Linked DNA regions of Homo sapiens: region 1 is linked to region 2. A link is an interaction called in ENCODE POLR2A ChIA-PET data of the cell type or tissue named here. Cell type or tissue: B cell. All regions are shown on one strand. Each heading gives the region's core, and the rest is flanking DNA. Links, peaks and the distances in the headings are about the cores only. Region 1 overlaps LOC105374945 (a long non-coding RNA gene). Region 2 has its middle 79 kb from the start of LINC01108.

What was found. Peaks named below come from ENCODE experiments on the same cell type or tissue, not always from the same donor. Only the 100,000 strongest peaks of a DNase experiment are listed, where the experiment ranks them.
Region 1: POLR2A ChIA-PET joins it to region 2 with 10 read pairs; 2 of 35 experiments call an interaction of 5 or more read pairs at or near these places.

Annotation. Positions count from the first base shown.
Region 1 is chr6:14,901,768-14,904,686 of GRCh38, reverse strand. All of the region lies in intron 2 of LOC105374945 (a long non-coding RNA gene), which reads left to right. Among named protein-coding and RNA genes, the nearest start is that of JARID2-DT, 340 kb to the left of the region's middle. In B cell, for the core only: no CTCF peak of the experiment used is centred there; a DNase peak (open chromatin) is centred at 1,276; H3K27ac peaks cover 1,033 bases.
Region 2 is chr6:14,205,427-14,208,345 of GRCh38, reverse strand. No RefSeq gene overlaps it. Among named protein-coding and RNA genes, the nearest start is that of LINC01108, 79 kb to the left of the region's middle. In B cell, for the core only: no CTCF peak of the experiment used is centred there; no DNase peak of the experiment used is centred there; H3K27ac peaks cover 271 bases.

The DNA.
Region 1 (2,919 bases), core at 290-2,789, 700 kb before region 2:
CTAATTTTGTATTTTTAGTAGAGATGGGTTTTCACCATTTCACCATGTTAGCCAGGCTGGTCTCGAACTCCAGACCTCAGGTGATCCACCCACCTTGGCCTTCCAAAGTACTGGGATTACAGGTGTGAGCCACCACACCTGGCCTATACCTTTTACCTTTGCTGATTTAAATCTGCGTCCTTTCTCTGGAGTGAATGGTAACTTTTACTCCATCTTTTTTGAGTTCTCTGAGTCCCTGCAGCAAATCATTGAATCTGAGGGTAGTTGTGGGGACCCCAACACAGACATGGATATATAAAGTGCTTTGCTCAGTGCCTGGAAGAGTCTGTCTGGCTCTGCCTTTGCCTGACTTCTGATCCTTGGCTTGTCCATCCTTTCTAGCCCCATAATCCCAATTGTGACCCTTTGGACCCACTGACTATCTTTGCTCGTTCTGTTTCCTCTAAGAATTGTTCTCTGGAAACTTCATTTTAAAGAATAAAATATCTAACCTCAGTCGGTTGGTTGAGGGCAGCTCTCCTCAAAGCTTCGGCCTGTGTAGGCCTAATAATCTGTGGCTGTGCCAGTTTTTAACTTTTGATTCGTGTCTATGTCTTCCCTCCTGCGCTAGGTTACAATTTATGTAAAGTGGATAGTGCCACTTCTTTCCTTGTCATCCACAGTGCCTGGTGCCTGAGAGGACAATGTGGCCTAATGGGAAAGACCTGAGTTTTAGAGTCAGCATAAGCCTGCCTTGAATTCAGCTCAGCTATGTACCTGCCACATCAGTCTGGGCAAGTTGCTACACCTCTCTGAGCTTCAGTTTCCACATTTGCAACACGGGCCTCACATTTCCTATTTCACAGGGCTGCCAGGGGTTTTGATGGTATCCTGGCCAGCTCAGACCTAAGACGTGGCTATGCCAGCATTTAGAGTTAGGTGGCCCACTTATGGGGGTTGTGTGCTTTGCATAGATAAAACCTCTCTAACAGGCATGAAATATTGGACGAGAACACGAACTCTGCCCTCAACCAGGGTTCAGGAGTGAACAGACATGGCTAATGGGCTTCAGGGCAGGACAAGAGATAAAAGCAGGTTACAGGTAGGGACAAGTAATCACTGTTGCTAAGCTTAGTTGAAACCTTAACCATATGCCAGACTCTGTTCTAAGCAATTAACATGTAATATACTCTCAATCTTTCCAATCCCTATAAAGAAGGCCTTTTTCTTTTGAATTAGGAAACTTAGACACAGAGAATTTAACGAACTTACCCACAGCCAGGAAGTGGCAGAGCGAGGACTGAGGGGGCAGTGATCCAGAGCCATGCTCCTAACCATAATACCATATGGCCCTCATTGAACTAACTGCCTGCCAGAGTGCTAACACATCCCAGGCAGGAGAAGCGTGATGAAAACAGAGTTCTTTATTACTGGAAATATAATAAACTCTCCTGGGGAAGACTTTCTCAGCGAGTTGGGCAGTAAAACTGAAGTTACAGTAGCATGAGAGGTGCCTCACCCTCACCCAACCCTTGTATCAAAAGAGCTGGGCCCCTGAGATAAAAAGGGCTTCTCTAGCCTGGTGTGGTGGCTCACACCTGTAATCCCAGCACTTTGGGAGGCTGAGATGGGCGGATCACGAGGTCAGGAGATCGAGACCATCCTGGCTTACACAGTGAAACCCCATCTCTACTAAAAATACAAAAAAAAAAAAAAAAAAAAAAATTAGCCAGGCGTGGTGGCAGGCACCTGTAGTCCCAGCTACTTGGGAGGCTGAGGCAGGAGAATGGTGTGAACCTGGGAGGTGGAGCTTGCAGTGAGCCGAGATCGCGCCACCACACTCCAGCCTGGGCAACAGAGCGAGACTCCGTCTCAAAAAAAAAAAAAAAACAAAGGGCTTCTCCGTATCGGATGGAGAGAGATAAGTCCAGGAGATAAGCAGCATGGAACGTGAGGCTTCCAGAAAGCAGCAGCAGCAGAGATGGCACAGGATACCAGGACCGCTGTGTCATAGGTAAATAGGTCCCCCAAATGCAGTGTTGGCCCTGCAATGAAAGCTCTGTAGGTTCTGACACTGGTGGGCCTGGAGAAGAACTCAGGATAGCAGCAGCCAAGCACTGCAGCCCGGACATTGGGATAGCACATCTCCTATATTCATTTTAAGACTTCTGTATTGGAGTATGAGAAAGAACAGGAAAACTCACAAGCCCTAAGTGTCCAGTTCAATAAACATTTATAAACTGAACCTAATCCCTGACCAGGGTTAAGTATCAAAATGTGACCAGCACCCCAGAAGTACTACTTTTGCCTCCTCCCTGTCATTCCTCCCCAAGGTCGCCCCTATCTTGACATCTAAAAAGCCTTGGGTACATTTTACCAGATTTTGCTCTTTATATAAGTGGAATCATTCCTGTACTTTACTTCTTTTGCAAATATGGCTGTGGGTAGGTGTCATTCATTCACTCTCATTGCAGCATGGGATTCCATTGAGTAAATATCCCACAACATTTTCATACATTCTATTGCTGATGAGCATTGCAAGTAGTTTCCAGTTTGGGCTCCCTCCGCTTTTGAGGAATCAAAGAAAGACACAAGAGGAGAAGGATTGAGAACCTCACATTGGTGGAACTATGAACAAATTCTTACCATAATGGCCTTAGGAAGCACAACATGAGATTCTCAGAGATGTCTGGAGAGGAGGACTACTGGAAAGCAGAGGCAAGGATCTGGAGGACTGAAAAGGGAGGGGTTGGCTCAAAATTTGCCTTTATTATTATTTAATTTAATTTAAAGTTCCAGGGTATATGTGCAGGATGTGCAGGTTTAATACTTAGGTATTAAGCCCAGCATGCATTAACTATTTATCTTGAAGCTTTCCCTCCCCTAGCTCCTCACCCACAGGCCCCAGTGTGTGTTGTTCCCCTCCCTGTGTCCCTGTGC
Region 2 (2,919 bases), core at 217-2,716:
AAAAACACAATGGGGATGAGAAGATATTAGTTCCAACCTTGGTCCTGCTTTTAACTAGTTCCATAACTAGTTAGCTTGATCAAGGAATCTTATTAACCTACCTAAATCCAGAAAATTAAGAGGTTGGGTGACTTAGTAATCACAGTCATGCACATGAGCATTGCGGGAGCCTGTGCCCTCATGGCCTTCCTTAAATAATTCAATTCCAACTCAGCCTACAGGCTGACTTGCTTTATCAACCTTTCTTCAATATATATATCCTCACCCCAGAGGGAATGAAGGGTGAGAAGACAAATTAGGTTGTAAGTGACACCACCAGGACATCAAAATAGAAATATCAACTCAATCATTGTTATGTTTGCACAGATGGTTCAAGCCCACAGCACGCCTTGACCCCAGCTCACCACGCAGGAGGCACATCTCCATTAAGACAGGGTTCATGCAATATACACGTTCATAAGGGCAAACTACAAAATCTTAAAAACCCCAGAGTTTGGAGAATGTTTAAAGGAAACAGTCTGGGTTAAGGACCCAGGACCTGGGGTTCAACCAAAAGGAATGACCCCACAAAGGACAAACAGTATGATTCATTGCCTCTGAGTGTGCACATCCTGGGAAAAGGCAACTTTAGGGGTGGACACAAGAACAACAGCTCTGGTCATGGCTGTGACTTGGTTATAAGTTAACTTTATGGGTCACTGAGTGTCTGGAAACAAACTATAAAAAGAAGAAAGGGTGGCCCAGGCAGCTTTCTGTTGGAAATGGCTGTGACCAGTTGCTTCTGGAAGGGAGATGTATTGACTGCAATAAAACTTGATAGGCTCAGCACTTGTCTGTTAAGGCTAGAATCGGAAGTCAACTTTGGACCTGAGTAATTGGTATAAATTTGTGTATAAGGGCAAGACAGAAGGGATTTTATTCCAAGTGGTCAACAATATGGTGTCCAGCTGCTGCATATGATCTGCCTTCTCTCTGACCTCTAATCCCACGAGACTATCTGCATCATCTGGGGTAATCCTAATATCCAAGCAAGTGGATACACTTTCACTGTCACCACACTGGCTTTTGTTTTTTCCTTTAATCTTTGCTGTTCTTAGGAATAGCAGAACATTTAAGGTAAAAATAAATAAATACATCATAGAGACTTGCTATTCTTAACTATGTCTGTTCTTGGGAAAACAAATTGTACACAATGTTAACTTCTAGTCAATCATCCTCTTTAACTTTAGTGTCATTCGGTTAGCCGACAATTATTAAGCACACACTTGCACATATCCAGTGTCATAGAGTCCAAAGTTGTAGGCAATAAATATAAAACAAGATTATGCCAGAAATGCTTCAAAAAATACACATCATGTTTTATACTTAATTATTTTTCAAGCTTGGTGGCGGGAAGTTCGGGGTGGGGGTGGTGCATTGTAAGTTGTACTCAAAGTATGATGTAGAAAAGCCTTGAGCTGAGTTTCAGAGGCCAAGAAGCTCATTTTAAATATCATTATCTATAGCTGTGTGGCAGCTGAACAGAACATCACATTTCTGAGGCCCAGTTTTTTCATCTGAAAGACAAACGAGGTCGAACTGGGTCATAGTCCATATCACAAAGCTTAACAATAATAGTAGCCAATATTTTTTGAGACAAGCACTTTGCTTTATCAGTTACTCCTCATAAGAACCCTATGATGTATGCATTACTATTTCCCCCATTTTTCAGATAAGGAAACTGGGTTTTGAAACTTAACCAAGGTCACACAGTGAGTAAGTGGCAAATCTGACATTTAAACCTAGTCTTTCCCAGCTCCCAAGTTGCGCCCAACTGTTTCACAATACTGAACTGCCTGAGAGTTTATCTAGGAAGAAGATAAGATTTTTTTTACTTATTCAGGTTTTCACCTTGACTCCCTTAGAGCTGCAAATAGAAGTCATCCCTCCATTGGCTAGCACAATGGGATCTTCAGAGACTCTCTCATACGTGGATGCTGAAGGAAAAGAAGGTGGAAATGGCTACCTGGGGAGAAAGGAGGTAGCTTCAGGGAACACTGTGCCCACTCCTATAAGGTCTGAGTAGGAGACTAGACTTTTGCTTAGTGACTGTGCCCCAGAATTCTAGATCTACAAGGAAATGGGCACCCAGAAATGACAGGTAGGAGGGATAAGGGGAAACCAATGATGCCTGGCCAAGACCTTTCTGTCACTTCTTCTCATAGACCCCTTAGACCAAGCCTGGCTTCTGAATTTCCCACAGCTGTTGAATCAACACAGGGCCAGGTATGTACCTGAGTATAGATAGGAAATAGCAGCTGAACCCTGCTGAGGAAGCTGGGGTGTCCAGAACAGTGGATGACGTGGCCCGATTTGATTTCTGGTCCCCCACACCTGAAGTCACTGCTGCTGCATGGATGCCTGCAGAGTGCTCACGAGCTCCAACAGACAAAACGCTATGTAGGGCTTACATGCTGAGTGACCAGAGACTCGGAGCCTCTGGAATGAAAGGATCCCATTAATGCAAATAGGATCTAAAGATAGTATCTCCATAGATACTCTGTAGTCCATAGTCCCAAAGGAATGTTTTGGCTTCCACAAAAAAAATAGCACTTTATACGGAGAGGGACAATGTGGAGCCAAAGACAGATTACACAGAGTCCCTGCTCTTGGAAAAACTCAGTATCTCTTGGGGTACACCAGGGCACCCCTTTGGGACTGCTTGGGTTAGTCTAGTTATCCCAAGACAAGAAAAAAAGTACATGAGAGATATGTGTGACTGTTTTATAAAAATACACACGTTATTGACATATACTTAATGGATTAAATAGAAAATAATCAGTTGAGGAATGACAACTTCAAGAAATTTCACATTTTGTCTTGAAAATACTGGAGGTGTTGGCTGGGCGTGGTGGCTCATGGCTCTAATCCCAGCACTTT